2 separate regions of the Homo sapiens genome follow, and region 2 is linked to region 1. A link is an interaction called in ENCODE POLR2A ChIA-PET data of the cell type or tissue named here. Cell type or tissue: PC-3. All regions are shown on one strand. Each heading gives the region's core, and the rest is flanking DNA. Links, peaks and the distances in the headings are about the cores only.

Region 1 (8,027 bases), core at 28-8,027:
CTAACAGCTAGCGTTTGCATATCAAAGGTTGCTGGCCCAAGTCTAAGAGCCAGGGCTTTCATGCTAGACAAGAGCTGTGAAAAATTTTCCATGGACCTTTTTCCTCTCTATCTGCCTAAAATAATTTCTTAATAACTCCTACCTCACTGTAGCCTAGGTTGGAGTGCAGTGTGGCAACATCTCGGCTCACTGCAACCTCCGCCTCTCGGGTTCAAGCAATTCTCTTGCCATAGCCACCCACATAGCTGGGACTACAGGCACCCACCACCAAGCCCGGCTAGTTTTTTGTATTTTAGTAGAGAGGGGTCTCACCATGTTGGCCAGGCTGGTCTTGAGCTCCTGAGCTCAAGCAATCCACCTGCCTTGGCCTCCCAAAGTGCTGGAATTACAAGCATGAACCACTGTACCTGGCCTTTCATAGGAGATTAATGGCTGATTTTACCCACCAACCTGGTGATCATGAACCAGCCATCTATAACCTTGTTGATCTAGCTCAACCCATTATATAAAACTGTGCTTGGATTGTATGGAATGCTACACACTTACAATTAAAGATATTTAGAGCTGGGCATGGTGGGTCACACATGTAATCATAGCACTTTGGAAGGCCAAGGAGGGAGGATTGTTTGAACCTGGGATTTCCAGAGCAGCCTAGGCAACATAGTGAGAACCCATTTCTTTTTTTGTCTTTTCTTTTCTTTTCTTTTTTTTTTGAGATGGAGTTTTGCTCTTGTTGCCCAGGCTGGAGTGCAATTGCGCGGTCTCAGCTCACTGCAACCTCTGCCTCCTGGGTTCAAGTGATTCTCCTGCCTCAGCCTCTTGAGTAGCTGGGATTACAGGCACGTGCCACCATGCCCGGCTAAGTTTTTGTATTTTTAGTGGAGATGGGGTTTTACCATGTTGGCCAGGCTGGTCTCGAACTCCTGACCTCAGGTGATTCACCCCCCTCAGCCTCCTAAAGTGCTGGGATTACAGGCATGAGCCACCATGCCAGGTGGGGGTAGGTGGGGAAGCCCATTTCTATTAAAAAAAAAAAAAAAAAAGGCCAGGTGTGGTGGCTCATGCCTGTAATCCCAGCACTTTGGGAGGTCAAGGCAGGAGGATCACCTGAGATCAGGAGTTCGAGACAAGCCTGCCCAACATGGTGAAACCCCGTCTCCACTAAAAATACAAAAAATTAGCCGGGCATGGTAGCACGTGCCTGTAATCCCAGATACTCGGGAGGCTGAGGCAGGAGAATCACTTGAACCCAGGAGGCGGAGGTTGCAGTGAGTTGAGATCCTGCCACTGCACTCTAGCCTGGGTGACAGAGGGAGACTCCATCTCCAAAGGAAAAAAAAAAAGAGAAAGTAAAATTTGTACTTCAATTCAGAGATTATAAACAATGTATACTTGACTTTGTGGCAGTGATCACTATTGTACAATAGTTACTTAAACTCAGGAGGCAGAGGCTGCAGTGAGCCAAGATAGCTCCACTGCACTCCAGCCTGGGTGACAGAGCGAGACTCTGTCTCAAAAAAAAAAAAAAAAAAAAAGTTACTCACTCATTTGTTCTGCAGAATCTATTTATTGCTGTGTTCACAGAAAAGGAAGCATCAAGACGGCAAAGCTCTTTGATGAAAAGCCAGGCGTACTCACACACACAACTGAGAAAGTTCTGGAAGTAGGAGAAAACGTCTTTAAGGCATATAGGCTAAACTTATATAAATATTGTTAGTGTTTGCCAAAACAGGGATAATCTAGTAAAATCAGAGATACAAAGCCAGAACAGAGAATTGGTAAGTAAAAAATTGTTAAGAATGTATATTGGCTGGGCGCGATGGCTCATGCCTGTAATACTAGCACTTTGGGGAGGCTGAGGGGGGCAGATTGCTTGAGCTCAGGAGTTTGAGACCAGCCTGGGCAACCCTTTCACTACTGAAAATACAAAAAAAAAAAAAAAAAAAACCAAAAACAAAACTGGGCGTGCTGGTGCGCACGTGTGGTCCCAATTACCCTGGAGGCTAATGTGGAAGGATCGCTTGAGCCCAGAGTGTGGGGGTGGGGGTTGGGAGGCAAGGTTGCAGTGAGCCTGGATTGCACCACTGCACTTCAGCCTGGGTAACAGAGCGAGACCTTGTCTCAAAAAAAAAAAAAGTATCAAAAGGCCTAGGAATTTGTTCTCCAGGTAAATCTGCCCTCCCTCATCTCTAACCTTTATGAAATCACCCAAATGGAGACATCACAGCAAGGCCCCGACAAGGAAATGAGGAATGTAGGTGGATAAGGGACTGGAATAGTGCAGCACAACACTAACTACAGGTTTCAGCCCCAATGAGATTGCCCTCACTTCCGCCGCCAGCCACAAGTGTGGAGGTCCCCAGGCTACTCGCTCCTCTGACCAACTGGCTACTAATCTGGGGGGTACCCACAACCCCCTCGGGTTTGATAATTTGCTAGAACAACTCACCAAACTCAGGAGAATGTTATACTTACGATTACAGGCTTGTTACAAAGGATACAAATCAGGAGGACCAGACTAATGAAGACACACGTAGGGCGGGGTCTGGGCGGGTCTTCCATGCAGAGCTTCTGTGTCTTCTCTCTGTGAATCAGGTTGTGTCACCCTCCTGGCACATGGATGTGTTCACCAACCAGGAAGCTCCACCAAATTTTGGCGTCCAGAGTTTTCATTACATAGGCACAATTGGTTGACTCATTTGCCACCGAATTGAACGCAATCTCTAGTCCTCCCACCCTCCGTCGAGGTTGGGCTGGCTCTAAGGCCCAATCCTTTTATTATGTGATCTTTCTGATGACCAACCTCCCATCGTGAGTTCTCTCTTAGCATAAGCCCAGGTGTGATCCAAGGGGCTCATGAATAACAAAGATACTCATATTACTCAGGAGATTCCAAGGATTTAGTTTCCCTCCTAGGAACCAGGGACAAAGGGCAGTCAAATTCTTTATTGTTATCACAGAGACACAGTAATATAATATGATACAGCAGAAGAGAGGTGAGGAATGTTGCCATGCCTTGAGAAGCCTATCACAAGAGCTTTAAGGAATTCACACTTAAATATTAATAGGTACATTATGAAAGAAATCAGCCAAGTACAGTCTTTTCTTATTATGGAATCTAGTTATTGCAGGAATTGAAAAATTGATGTAATAAAGCCTAGAATGCAATAAAGGAATCGGCATTCAAGTAGATGAGAGAGGTTGGGGAATATGTCAAGATGCAAAAGTGAGAGAGCTGTCACAGTTTACTTACTCTGCAATCTCTGAGGATGGAACAGGATCAAAGATGAAGCCAGGAAGCACAGAGTAGTTTTCTTCCTCCCTAATCTCATCCCTTGTTTTCATTTGGCACTTTAAAAAATTTCCACATTTATATTCATATGGAATTGATTTTGAGTATAGAGAGATAATTCTAATTATTATTGTTTTTCAAATGTTAGCCAGTTGAACCATTTATCATAATCAAGGTGATAATATGGCTTATTTTCTTTGGCCTACAGAGATGATAAATTTGAATATATTTTAAAATATAAAACTATCTTTAAAATTTGAATATATTTGAATATGATACATTTGAATATATTTTAAAACATAGAGCTATCTTTGTACTCCTGGTTAGTCATGGTGCATTTTTTTTTAATACTTCATATTAAATTTTTACCTTCTGGATTGAGACACTAGAGTTCTTAAAGGTTCTTTCAGAAATTCTTCCTATATTCAGTATGCTACCAGAAAACCTCTTACAACTAACCTTACAGAAGATACTGTTTTCTTTGTACTTTGTCCAATATCAAAGGAAACCTCCAAGTTCCAAGGAGGTCAGGCTACTAATACCCACAAATGAATTCTGATGAGATCATTACACAATAAACAATAACTGTTGCTTATTACATGCTTACTTTGTACTAGGCAGGACTAAGATAAGTATTATTTAAGTTTTAAGATCATTCTTAATTTCTTGTCAAAAGTATACTGGTTTGCAAAGTAATGAATAAAATAAATCTTTAACAATATCCCTATAGTAAAGACAATGGTGAACTTCTTATGCCTCTTTTAAAAAACTCTGCTTATGATGACAATTTCAAACATACACAGAAGCCGTGAGTATATAATGAGTCTTGCTGTATCCATCACAAAGTTTTAAAAACTGTCAAAAGTTGACCATACTCACTTAATCTACTCCTACCACTTTTTCAGCTGGAGATCTTTTAAAGCAAATTCTACACATTGTGCCATATCATCCATAAATTATTTTGCATTACATCCCATTCTTATTGAGTCCCTGCAAGCTGAGAGCCGACTGCCAAAGCACAATTCACTGTAAGAGATTCTGTGAAGGGTTAAAACAAACAGTCCAAATTCACAGTGCTGCAAATGTCTGTAATTGCATAATCTGCAAAATATATTCTTCAAGAAATCCTCTGTGCACTTGGTTTCCCTTAACTGAGTTTTTTTTTCTTCTTCAGACCAGATTAATTGATGAGAACTGACAAGCAGGGGAGAGAGGTGATGTTTAAGGTTATATATTTTGGCAAAAAATTATGAGTGTAAATTGTGCTTGTTTCTGATTAAGAGAGGTCCATTAATCAGAAAGTAAACTTGGCATCCTCGTAGAAAAATCACATAGCTTAACAAGAATTCATGACTCTGAATTGCTGCACAGACAGGTAGCATGAGTTCTTGGCAGGATTCTTTCAGCTGAGCTGTTTTCCATTAGAATGGTGTCTGATATGGTTTAGCTGGGTCTCCACCCAAATCTCATCTTGAATTGTAGTTCCCTTAATCCCCACGTGTCATGAGAGGGACCTGGTGGGAGGTAACTGAATCATGAGGGGCAGGTTTTTCCCATGCTATTCTTCTTGTGATAGTGAATAAGTCTCATGAGATCTCATGGTTTTATAAAGGTAGTTCTGCACACGCTCTTGCCTGCTGCCATGTAAGACATGCCTTTGCTCCTCCTTCATCTTCCACCATGATTTTGAGGGCCTCCTCAGCCATGTGGAACTGTGAATGCATTAAACCTCTTTTTCTTTATAAATTACCCAGTGTCAGGTATTTATTCATAGCAGTATGAAAACGGACTAATACGGCTGGGTGCAGTGGCTCATGCCTGTAATCCTAGCACTTTGAGAGGCCGAGGCAGGTGAATCATTTGAGGCCAGGAGTTCAAGATCAGCCTGGTGGTCAATATGGTGAAACCCCATCTCTACTAAACAAACAAACAAAAAAAATTAGCCATGCATGGCGGTTGGCGCCTATAATCCCAGCTACTTAGAAGGCTGAGGAAGGAGAATTGCTTGAACCTGGGAGGTGGAGGGTGCAGTGAACCGAGATTGTGCCACCGTACTCCAGCCTGGGTGACAGAGCAAGACTGTCTCAAAAATAAAAATAAAAAAAGAAAATGGATTAATACAGTAAATTGGTACCAGTAAAGTGGGGTACTGCTATAAAGATACCTGAAAATGTGGAAATGGGTAACAGGCAGAGGTTAGAAGTTTAGAGGGCTCAGAAGAAGACACAAAAATGTGGGAAAGTTTGGAACTTCCTCAAGACTTGGAGGGCTCAGAAGACAGGAAAATGTGGGAAACTTTGGAACTTCCTAGAGACTTGTTGAATGGCTTTGACCAAAATGCTGACAGTGATATGGACAATATTTGTCCAGGCTAAGGTGGTCTCAGATGGAGATAAGGAACTTGTTGGGACCTGGAGTAAAGGTCACTCTTCCTATGCAAAGAGACTGGCGGTATTTTGCCCCTGCCCTAGAGATCTGTGGAACTTTGAACTGAAAGAAATGACTTAGGGTATCTGGCAGAAGAAATTTCTAAGTGGTAAAGCTGTTCAAGTGGAAGTAGAGCATAAAAGTTTGGAAAATTTGCAGTCTGATGATGCGATAGAAAAGAAAAACCCATTTTCTAGGGAGAAATTCAAGTTTGCTGCAGAAATTTGCATAAGTAAAGAGGAGTGGAATGTTAATCACTAAGACAATGGGGAAAATGTCTCCAGGGAATATTAGAGAACTTCATAGCAGCCCCTCCCATCACAGGCCTGGAGGCCTAGGAGGGAAAAAGGGTTTGTGGGCTGGGCTAAGGGACCCCTGCTCTATGCAGCCTGGGGACATGGTGCCCTACATCCCAGCTACTTTAGCTCCAGCTGTGGCTAAAAAGGGCCAACCTACAGCTCAGGCCATTGCTTCAGAGGTTCCAAGCCCCAAGCCTTGATAGCTTACAAATGTGCTGGGCCTGTGGGTGCACAGAAGTCAAGAATTGAGGTTTGAGAACCTCTGCCTAGGTTTCAGAGCATGTATGTAAATGCCTAGATGTCTAGGCAGAAGTTTGCTGCAGGGGTGGAGCCCTTATGGAGAACCTCTGCTAGGGCAGTGCAGAAGGGAAATGTGGGGTCAGAGCCCCTACACAGAGTTCCCCACCGGGGCATTGCCTGGTGGAGCTGTGAGAAGAGGGCCACCATCCTCCAAACCCCAGAATGGTAGATCCACCAACAGCTTACACCATGCACCTGGAAAAGCTGGAGACACTCAACACTAGCCCATGAAAGCAGCTGGAAGGGGGGCTGTACCCTGCAAAGCCACAGAGGCAGAACTACCCAATGCTGTGGGAGCCCATCTCTCACATCAGCATGACCTGGATGTGAGACATGGAGTCAAAGGGGGAGCATTTTGGAACGTTAAGGTTTAATGACTGCCCTACTGTATTTCAGACTTGTATGGGGCTTGTGGCACCTTTATTTTGGCCAATGTATCCCATTGGAATGGGTGTATTTACCCAATGCCTGTACCCCCATTGTATCTAGGAAGTAACTAACTTGCTTTTGATTTACAGGCTCATAGGAAGAGGGACTTGCCTTGTCTCAGATGATACTTTGGAGTTGGACTTTTGAGTTAATGCTGAAATGAGTTAAGACTTTGGTGGACTGTTGAAAGGCATGATTGTGTGTTGAATTGTGAAGACATGAAATTTGGGAGGGGCCAGGGGAGGAATGATATGGTTTGGCTGTGTCTCCACCCAAATATCATCTTGAATTGTAGTTCCCATAATCCCCATGTGTCATGGGAGGGACTTGGTGGCAGGTAACTGAATCATGGGTGGCGGGTTTTTCCCATGCTATTGTCATGATAGTGAATAAGTCTTATGAGATCTGATGGTTTTATAAAGGGCTGTTCCCCTGAGCATGCTCTTGCCTGCTGCCATGTACAACATGCTTTTGCTCCTCCTTCACTTTCCACCATGATTATGAGGCCTCCACAGCCATGTGGAACTGTGAATCCATTAAATCTCTCTTCCTTCCTTCCCTTCCTTCCTTCCTTTCCTTCTTTCTTTTCTTTTCTTTTCTTTTCTTTTCTTTTCTTTCGAGTCTCACTCTGTCACCCAGGCTGGAGTGCAGTGGCATGATCTCGGCTCACTGCAACCTCCATCTCCTGGGTTCAAGTGATTCTCCTGCCTTAGCCTCCTGAGTAGCTGGGATTACAGGTATGTGTCATCACAGCTGGCTAATTTTTGTATTTTTAGTGGAGACGAGGTTTCACCATGTTGGCCAGGCTGGTCTTGAAATTCTGACCTCAGGTGATCCGCCTGCCTCAGCCTCCCAAAGTGCTGGGATTACAGGCATGAGCCACGCGCCCAGCTCAGAATTATAAATTACCCAGTCTTGGGTATTTCTTCATAGCAGTATGAAAATGGACTAATACATTATCTCTTGGAAGTGAATGGCCAGAGTGAAAGAAACCAGAAAAAAAAAAAAAAAAAGAAGAATACATACTATATGATTTCATTTATATAAAACTCTAGGAGAAGCAAATAATCTACAGTGACAGAAAGCAGATCAGTGAGTGTTTGAGAATGGGCATGGCAGGAGGGAAGGAAGTATAACGGGCATGAGAAAACTTTTGAGAGGTATGGATGTGTTCACTATCTTGATTGTGGTGACAGTTTCATAGTATACAAATACGACAAAACTGATCAAAGTGCACACTTTAAATCTGTGCAATTATGTCTCAATAATTTTTTTTTTTA
Region 2 (10,060 bases), core at 974-8,973, 280 kb before region 1:
AAATTAGCCAGGCGTGGTGGTGGGCGCCTGTAATCCCAGCTACTTGGGAGGCTGAGGCAGGAGAATCACTTGAACCCAGGAGGCAGAGGTTGCAGTGAGCCAAGATCGCGCCACTGCACTCCAGCCTGGGCGACAGAGCGAGACTCCATCTCAAAAAACAAACAAAAACTTGGAGATCTGTTTCACATCAATATGAATATATGTAACACTACTGAACTGTACACTTAAAAATAGTTAAGATGGTAATTTTTATGTGTTTTTTACCACAATAAAAACCGAACAAAACAAGGCATGATGATTCATGCCTGTAATCCCAGCACTTTAGGAGACCAAGGTGGGAGGATCACTTGAGCCCAAGAGTTCAAGACCAGCCTGGGCAGTGTGGCAAGACCCAATCTCTCATTAAATAAATAATAATAACCAAACAAAAAAATAACCACCACTTTTCACACTCACCATGGCAAAATTTAAAAACCTAACAATTCCAAGTGTTGTCAAGGCTATAGGACAACTGCTGGTGAGAGTGCAAATTGGTATAACCACTGTGAAAAAAAAGTTTGGCATTATGTATGAAACTTGAGCATAACATATACTTTATAAGCCAGTAATACCTCTACTACGTATATATTCAACAGAAATGCATACGTATGTGTAACAACATGTATAAAAATGTTTATAGTGGCATTTCTCGTTATAGCCCCAAACTGGATACCACCCACATGTCCATCATCAGTAGAATGGATAAATAAATTGTTGTGTATGCATGCAATGGGACTACACTGCAACGAAAATGAATGAACTGCTGCTACAGGCAACCTGGATGAATCTCACAAACATGATGTTGAGCGAAAGGAGCCAGACATAAAAGAATGCAGACTGTATGATTCCATTTTTGTGAAGTTCAAAAACAGGCAAAAACTAACCTATGGTGTCAGGATAGTGGTTACCTTTGGGGAGGAGGGTGGGTAATGGGAAAAGGGGCACAAGGGGAGGATCTTTTGAGGTGCTAATAAGGCTTTATCTCTTCACCTGGTGGTGGAAACTCAAGTGTGTCTACTTTGTGAGAACTGGGTTGTGCACTTAAAACTGGTGTGTCTTTATGTATGCTGTTCTTCAATAAAAAAAATTTTTTTAATCACGGTTTATCAGGATTCAGCTGCCCATTAGACACCTTTCTGTGTCTCTCTCTCTCTCTCTCTCCAGCTCTTCACAGAGGTCCTCCAGGATCAAGGGGACCACTGATTCCACCACTGCTGAGTCTCCCACCTCCTCCTTGGGGTAGAGGCCCAATTCGGAGAGGGCTTGGCCCCAGGTCTAGCCCATATGGTCGTGGTTGGTGGGGAGTCAATGCAGAACCTCCTTTTCCGGGGCCAGGCCATGGGGGTCCCACCAGGGGAAGCTTTCACAAGGAACAGAGAAACCCTCGAAGGCTCAAAAGCTGGTCTCTTATCAAGAATACCTGCCCGCCCAAGGATGACCCCCAGGTTATGGAAGGTGAGGTCCATTTTGTTATGCCCATTACTCCCAGAGTGACCTAATTTTCAGAAGATCATTCACAATCTTCTCTGGGCTTTCCTTTTTGCTTTTGAAGCAGAAGTAGACCTCAATGTTATTTCTCCCAGGAGAAAGACTACCATTCCAAAATACCTGGAAATGGTAGGGGGTAGAAAATCAGTTCTCCTTCTGTCTCTGCGTTTCATTGTATTTGTTTTCTTTGTTGCTCAAATTTTTAACTGTTCCATTTTCACTTGTTCACAGACAAATCCGACCGCCCTGTCTGCCGACATTTTGCCAAAAAGGGCCACTGTCGATATGAGGACCTCTGTGCCTTCTACCATCCAGGCGTCAATGGACCTCCTCTGTGAGACTGTGCCTTCCCATCCAGGCTGGAAGGAGCTCTCTGTGACCTAGCGGCCATTTATTTCTCTGTAGCCCTATGATGGCTACTGTGAGGCTCTTCTAACACCCTCAGTCAGTGACACACCCATCCCATCCACCACTTCCCCCGTGTGGGGTCCAGAGTGGTGTTGCATCACTGGTGCGCGGCATACGCGCTTTCTTCTGATCCAGCCTGTAGAGACTCGCCTTTGGGACCCATCTTTGCTTCCTTTCAGTTGCCTCCTGGATCTTCTTTCCCGTCATCAAATGACTGCTGAACAGGAAACCTCTTTGGTGCTGTTTCTTGTGCATCTGTCCACCTGTTCCCCAGTATTGCCCTCAATTCCTGAGAGCCCTGGAGCGGTTTCCTACCATTCCCTTCTTTTAGCTGCTTGTTTTAAGTCCTTTTTATGTGACATTCCCTACCCCCAATGTTGTCAGCTGCTTGTGAAACTCAGCCAGGTTGTCTAACCTGGGGTCAAGTTTGGGTGACTGGTGCAGAGTTACTTCCTAAAAGGCCACTCTCCCTGCCTTTGGATTTCATAGTTTCTCTGTCAGTAGCATGATCCCCACCGCTATGGTCTATCTATGATCACCGTGCTTTGTGAAACTGTGCATCCCCTTGTAGCCTTTCTCAGTGTCCGTGGCATTTTTGTGACTTCCCAGCACTAGAATAAGTTTTCCTGCCAAAATGAGTGAGGCGCTTGGTGCCCTCTGGACTTTCCCACTTCCCAACATGGGAGAATTGTGAACTTTCCATCAGACTGCCTCCCTGGCCCTCCCCATTCTTCTCCTGTTGGTTATTCTGAGTCTGACACAGACCCATGACATGTCTTATAAAGCCTCCAATGGCTTTATCCTACCTAGATCCCTTCCAGCCCATTTTAATTAGACTATGTCATTGTGAGGCCACCAGTCCATTCATTTGAATTCTGTGAATCTCCACCTTGCCTATCTTTGGGTAGAAGCTGGACAGTACTGTTGCCCTCTTCCAATCCTCTTCCCCTACATCCCTGGCACTGGTTGTTTTCTGTGAAAACAGCAGTGAACAGGTTCAGTTTTGAACTGGCCCTGAGGAAATGGGTCAGGAGTTGTATTGGCAAGAGGGAGGGGTGAGAGCTGTTGGAGAACTGAGAATGAGGTTTTTTTTTTTTTTTTCTTTTTAACTTTTTTTATATTAGTAATAAATGCAGTGGAAACCAGCATTTTATTTAATCCCTGTGTTCTAGTCATCTCTGGAGTTGCAGATGAAGCTGTTCTCACCTGGTGGAGTCAGCTTATTCTTTAGTTCATACACACTAGTGATGGGGAATGACAAAGCTTAAGGTTCTTCCAGGCTGAAAAAAACCAATGGAGGTTCCATTAGCCTGTAGGCATCAACCAGAACAAGCTGCCTTATGTTCAAGGGCAAAGTTTTGTAAGAAAAAGGAAAGGCCAGGTGTCCGTGGAGTTATTTTTAAATATTTTACTTTGCAGAGTTTGTGTTTATGGAGTGGTAATGATGAAGGAGTCTTTCAGCAGCAATTTGCAGAATGCCTGTGGGCCAGGCAATATACCAAGCACTAGAGATAACTGACAGCCAAAGCCAATGGATTTAAAATGTACAGGGAAGACAGGTTTCTCATAATCACAAATAGCATGTAAAGTTAAACCTGTCAAAAGTGCTGGGAAGAAGACAGGGAAGAAAAGAGGGTGAAAGAGAGTTGTGTAATAAAGGGAGTCAGGGTAGGAGATGCAACTGAGACAAGCTCCAAAGGATAAACAGGAGGTGGGGTGGGAGAGGGAAGTCAAGGCAAAGGTCTTCGCTAAAAGACCTAGGGGAAGAGGAGCTAAGAAACCTAGGGACAGTGGGAGATGATGCAGAAGAAAGAGGAGTTAGACCACTCAGGGCCTTGGAAAACATGAAGATTTGGCTCTTTTCTTAGAACAGAAGCCTTTGAAGAATTTTAGACAGGAGTATCATGGCTTAGGCTGGCTTTTCAAAAAAAATCAGCTTGTATGGAGAGGGCCCACCTTGGACCTGGAAGTTAATTAGAAGGCTACTGGCTACTTCAGTAGTACAAGTGAGCCATGATGGTGACATAGACTTGGGTAGTAGAGTTGGAGAAAAGTAGACATTTGAAAATTACAGGTCAAAATAAAAGTATCAGATTTCTCCAGGTAGTTCTGGCTTATGTAACTGCCATTTAAAAAGAAGTCTTAAGATAGAAGTTTATGGCTGGGCGCGGTGGCTCACGCCTGTAATCCCAGCACTTTGGGAGGCCAAGGTGGGTGGATCACGAGGTCAGGAGATCAAGACCATCCTGGCTAACATGGTGAAACCCCATCTCTACTAAAAATAGAAAAAAAATTAGCCAGGCGTGGTGGCCGGCGTCTGTAGTCCCAGCTACTCGGGAGGCTGACGCAGGAGAATGGCGTGAACCCAGGAGGCGGAGCTTGCAGTGAGCCGAGATCGCACCACTGCACTCCAGCATGGGCGACAGCGCAAGACTCCATCTCAAAAATAAATAAATAAAAAATAAAAATAAAAATAAATAATTTTTAAAAAGATAGAAGTTTATTTCTCTCACAGGTCAAGAGGTGGACAATCAACAATCCAAGATGTGTGACAATGCCACCACTACAAGGTCCCTGAGTATTCAGAACCTCAACCCCCAACTTTCAGATTCACAACCACAAGCTTCTATTCACTGTCCAAAGTGAAGCTCTGGCTTCCTCATCCATGTTCAAAGCCTCAGGATGGAGGAAGGGCTGAGAACACCAGTTGTCTGGGAAGAAACTTCTTTTTTTTTTTTTTTTTTTTTTTGAGACGGAGTCTCAGCTCTGTCGCCCAGGCTGGAGTGCAGTGGCATGATCTTGGCTCACTGCAAGCTCCGCCTCCCAGGTTCACGCCATTCTCCTGCCTCAGCCTCCCGAGTAGCTGGGACTACAGGCGCCCACCACCATGCCCAGCTAATTTTTTGTGTTTTTAGTAGAGATGGGGTTTCACCGTGTTAGCCAGGATGGTCTCGATCTCCTGACCTGGTGATCTGCTTGCCTCGGCCTCCCAAAGTGCTGGGATTACAGGTGTGAGCCACCACGCCCAGCCGGAAGAAACTTCTTAAAAGTTAACTTATAACTCCTCAACTTATGGGCAAGCATTTAAGTTGAGTTTATTAATTCTACAGAGGTTATCTCCCTAAAAGGGGGCTAGGAATGACAGGATTAGGGTTTGTGTTTGGTGATTTCAAAAGAAACAGGAAATTGTTCTGGCTTAGATGCTGTCAGAAAGATGACTACTTCTTAATCTTATCTAGAAGGAGGGAGAAATGAAATATGGCTAAAGCTGTAAGGTAAAAAAGCCAACACATTTTAGCTGACAGGGAACTGTGTGGTGTTTTTGTGCTTAGACAAGATTTTGAAGTTTGTCTAATTTCATCACAAACACAGGATGACCTTGTTTGACACTGATTTTCTGTGAGATAGTTTATGTTCAACAAGAGTACCATGGCCTAACTATGGGCAACAGGCCAGCTCCCAGCAACACCAAAGCCTGCCAGTTATTGTCAGGCCAGTTCCCAATTCTCAGGGACTGTTTTTCTTAAAAGTATGCAAACATATAATTACAGGTTGAGATGAATCATATGAAGGAAATAAATGGGGTACTGAATAGAAACAGTAGTTGGGGAGCTACTCAAGACATGGTGGCCGGGCGCGGTAGGTCACGCCTGTAATCCCAGTACTCTGGGAGGCTGAGGCGGGTGGATCGCCTGAGGTCAGGAATTCGAGACCAGCCTGGCCAACATGGTGAAACCCTGTCTCTACTAAAATAACAACAACTAGCGAGGCGTGGTGGTGGGCATTTATAAATAATCCCAGCTACTTGGGAGGCTGAGGCAGGAGAATGGCTTGAACCCAGGAAGCAGAGGTTGCAGTTAGCCGAGATTGCACCATTGTACTCCACCCTGGGCAACAGAGCGAGACTCCATATCCAAAAAAAAAAAAGACATGGTGGCTAGGATAGACCTCTCTGAGGAATCTGTAGATGAAGGGCCCAGAACTTAGCCTTGAGGAACTCTGACATTGAATTGCTAAGTGAAGAAGGACAAGGATAAGCCAGACAAGGAGACTAAGGAGGGATGACGGAGAGGCAGGGAGAGATCTCAGAGTGTGGCGTCACCTGGCTGCTTGCTCAGTGCCAGGTACCCTGCTAAGCTCTTTATAGACATTGTCTTTGTCTTATTTAAGCTTCACATACTTTTTTGGGGGGGGAGAGGGGGTGGTTCAAGCGATTCTCCTGCCTCAGCCTCCCGAGTAGCTGGAATTACAGGTGCCCACCACCACACCCGGCTAATTTTTTGTATTTTAGTAGAGATGGGGTTTCACCATGTTGGCCAGGCCGGTCTCGAACTCCTGACCTCAGGTGATCTACCTGCCTCGGCCTCCCAAAGTGCTGGGATTATAGGCATGAGCCACCGCACCTGGCCAAGCTTTGCATACTTTCAGTGAACACTTTAGTGCCTACTGTAGGGCAAGCACTGTTTTAGGAGCTGGAGCTACATCAATAAAAAGGACAAAATCCCTGCCCATATGGAGCTTACATTGCTTTGAGGATGATAGACAATATACATAGGTAATATAATTTTAAGTAATAGTAAATGCTTCAAATGAAAATAAAGTGAAAAAAGAGGTTAGAGAGTGACAGGTGGAAGAGAACAGGTTGATACAAAGAGAGAGCTGCTTTGAGGAGGTAACACATAGAGAGAAAATTAAACGAGGGAACAAACCATATGAACACACAGAGAAAGTGCGTTCCAGGCACAGGGAACAGCAAAGGCAAAGGCCTTGATGCAGGAATGACTCTGGGGTGTTTGAAGTAAAAATAGAAGGCCAGGCCAGGCGTGGTGGTTCATGCCTGCAGTCCCAGCACTCTCAGAGGCTGAGGCAGGAGCACTGCTTGAGCTCAGAAGTTTGAGACCAGCCTGGGCAACATGGTGAGACCCTGTGTCTGCAAAAATGTTTAAAAAGTACCCAGGCCTGGTGGCGTGTGCCTGTAGTCCTAGCTAGTTGGAGGCTGAGGTGGGAGGATCCTTTGAGGTTGCAGTGAGCTATGATTATACCACTACACTCCAGCTTGAATGACAGACCAAGATCCTGGTTCAAAAAAAAAAAAAAAAGCCCAGTGTGGCTAGACTGTGGGAGATGGGATCAAGATGTTTAACAGAGGGCATATTGTACAGAGCCCTATAAACTATGGTAAAGCATTTGGATTTTATTCTGGATTTTATACTTTTTTAAATATTTTTATACTTTGAACAAATGGATTTACTTTTTTTTTTTTTCTTTTTGAGACGGAGTCTTGCTCCATCACCCAGGTTGGAGTGCAGTGGCATGATCTCAGCTCACTGCAACCTCCACCTCCCGGGTTCAAGTGATTCTCCTGCCTCAGCCTCCCAAGTAGCTGGGACTACAGGCGCCCACCACCACGCCTGGCTAATTTTTGTATTTTTAGTAGACACAGGGTTTCGCCATGTTGGCCAGCCTGGTCTTGAACTCCTGACCTTTTGATCCGCCCGCCTCAGCCTCCCAAAGTGCTGGGATTACAGGCGTGAGCCACCGCGATTGGCCCATGGATTTACATTTTAAAACCACCTCTGACTGTAGGTGTGAAGGATAGACTAGAGAATGAGAATGACAGCAGGCAGACCAGTTAGGAGGCCAGCGCAGTGCAGTGGTCCAGGGAGAAGAGACGATGGCTTGGTCAGGGTAGAGGTGGAGAGAAGTGGTTAAATTTGGGTTATGTTTTCGTCTCAGTTGATGGCAATTACATCTTTCTAGTTAACTCAGGCCAGAAATATTGGAGTCATCCTTAATTCTATTTGTCAAACATGACCTCCAATCCATTAACAAAACTTGTTGGCTCTTTTCCAAAATACATTCAGAAACCAGCCCTTTTCACACCTCCACTGCTGTCACCCTAGTCTGAGTCACCATCACCTCCTAATAGATCTCCCTGCTTCTGTCATTTCTGCCCATTCTTTGCTGCCTGCCCCCTCCCACCTCCCGCCCAGGTTGTTCTCAGCACAGCCTCCAGAGTCATCCTTTTTATTTAACAATTTAAAAAATGTTATAGGCCAGGCATGGTGGCTCACGCCTCTAATCCCAGCACTTTGGGAGGCCGAGGCAGGCGGATCACGAGGTCAGGAGTCCGAGACCAGCCTGACCAACATGGTGAAACCCCGTCTCTACTAAAAATACAAAAATGAGCCAGGCATGGTGACGCACGCTTGTAATCCCAGCTACTCAGGAGACTGAGGCAGGAGAATTGCTTGAACCCAGGAGGCAGAGGTTGCAGGGAGCCGAGATCACGCTACTGCACTCCAGCCTGGGCAACAGAGCAAGACTCTGTCTCAAAAAAATAAAATAAAATAAAAATTAAAAAATTGTATTATATACGGAGACAAGGGGTCTCGCTATGTTGCCTGGGTTGGTCACAAACCCCTGGGCTCAGGCAATTCTCCTGCCTCAGCCTCCCAAAGTACTGGCATTACAGGTGTGAGCCACTGCACCTGGCCAGGTCATCCTTTTATTTATTTTATTTTATTTTTTTTTTTTTGAGACGGAGTCTCGCTCTGTCGCCCAACCTGGAGTGCAGTGGCGGGATCTCGGCTCACTGCAAGCTCTGCCTCCTGGGTTCATGCCATTCTCCTACCTCAGCCTCCCCAGTAGCTGGGACTACAGGCGCCCGCCACCTCGCCCAGCTAACTTTTTTGTATTTTTAGTAGAGATGGGGTTTCACCATGTTAGCCAGGATGGTCTCAATCTCCTGACCTCGTGATCCACCCATCTAGGACTTCCAAAGTGCTGGCATTACAGGCATGAGCCACCGCGCCCCAGCCCAGGTCATCCTTTTAAAATGTAGGTTGGATCACATCACTCTGCTCAGAACTCTGCAGTGACTTCCATTTAAATCAACAGAAGAAGCCAAAATCCTTAAGATAATTTAAAAGACCTTTCCCAATCCAGACCCTGCTTTACTTCTCTTTTCACCTTTCCCACAACTCTGGCTCACTCGTGCCACTCCAGCCCCTCTTGCCTCCTTCCTGTTTGTTCCCCATGTATGTCCGAACACTCCTGTCACAGGGCTTTACTCCAGCTGTTTCTTATGCTAGAAAGGCCCTTCTCCTGGAAATCCATGTGGCCAAAACTAATCTTCTTTAATGATTTGCTTGAATTTCACTTTACTGAGGCCTCATTTAAGACTAAAATCTGTCCTCTTGATACTTTTAAACTTGATCCATATTTTCTTTTATCTATAGGATCATCTCCCCTGCTGGAAACCTAATCAGAGATCTTTATTTTATTCAGTAGTATCCCAAGAGCGTAGAAGAGTGCCTGGCACATACTATACACTCAATAAATATATTTGTTGAACAGATGAATGAAAAAATGAGGCAGACTTAGCTGGCTGATGGATTGATTAGGGGAGGAGGAATGGAGAAAGAGGATGATGACCTTTCAGTTTTGGCCCAAATAACTGAATGACCTGTGGTGCAATTTCTTGATGGGGAAGCCTGGAAGAGACAGGCTTTAGGAGTAAGAACAAGAGCTCCATTTTGTACGTATGAGAGAGATTTATTAAAGATCTCAGAGAAGATGTCCCATAAGCAGTTGAATTCATGAGCCTGGAGCTCGGGGCAGAAGTTGGGGGCCAGCAAGAGAAGTTTGGGAATCTTCATTGGTTATAGATGGTATTTAAAGTCAGGAGGTGATAGGTGATAAGTCTAGATTAAGGAGAGTGTCAAAGATTTAGCCCTGAGGCACTTCAACATTTAGACTTCAGGAGAAGCCCATTAGATGCAAAGGAAACCTATAGAGAGTAGTGTCCCTGAAGAAAACAAAGGAGGGAGGGAGCGACCAAGTCTATCAAACATTGATGGGAGAGTGAGTAGGATGGCCCCAGATCTGTTGACTTTGGCAAGTGTGAATTCAGACAATGGTGGCAACAAAAGCATGATTGTAGTGGTTTGAGAGCTGACAGAACTACAGGAGCACCTTGCTCAAGCTCCCATATTAAGTGGTAGAGTTAGAAGTGAACCAAAGTCTTGATTGTGGTGATAGTTTACTGGGTTTATGCAGGTCAAAACTTATTTAAGTGATACTTTGCAGTTTATTTTGGGTGCCATTTTATTTTGTGTACAGT

What was found. Peaks named below come from ENCODE experiments on the same cell type or tissue, not always from the same donor. Only the 100,000 strongest peaks of a DNase experiment are listed, where the experiment ranks them.
Region 2: POLR2A ChIA-PET joins it to region 1 with 19 read pairs; 3 of 35 experiments call an interaction of 5 or more read pairs at or near these places.

Annotation. Positions count from the first base shown.
Region 1 is chr6:30,845,493-30,853,519 of GRCh38, forward strand. It overlaps LINC02570 (long intergenic non-protein coding RNA 2570), which reads right to left and starts at 2,667. Exons shown (of 3, transcript NR_134610.1): 1 at 2,476-2,667; 2 at 1,545-1,657. RefSeq lists an enhancer at 1,695-2,197. In PC-3, for the core only: no CTCF peak of the experiment used is centred there; no DNase peak of the experiment used is centred there.
Region 2 is chr6:30,560,631-30,570,690 of GRCh38, forward strand. PRR3 (proline rich 3) reads left to right here. Exons shown (of 4, transcript NM_025263.4): 3 at 1,204-1,494; 4 at 1,759-3,093. The coding sequence ends at 1,865. Among named protein-coding and RNA genes, the nearest start is that of ABCF1, 5.8 kb to the right of the region's middle. In PC-3, for the core only: no CTCF peak of the experiment used is centred there; no DNase peak of the experiment used is centred there.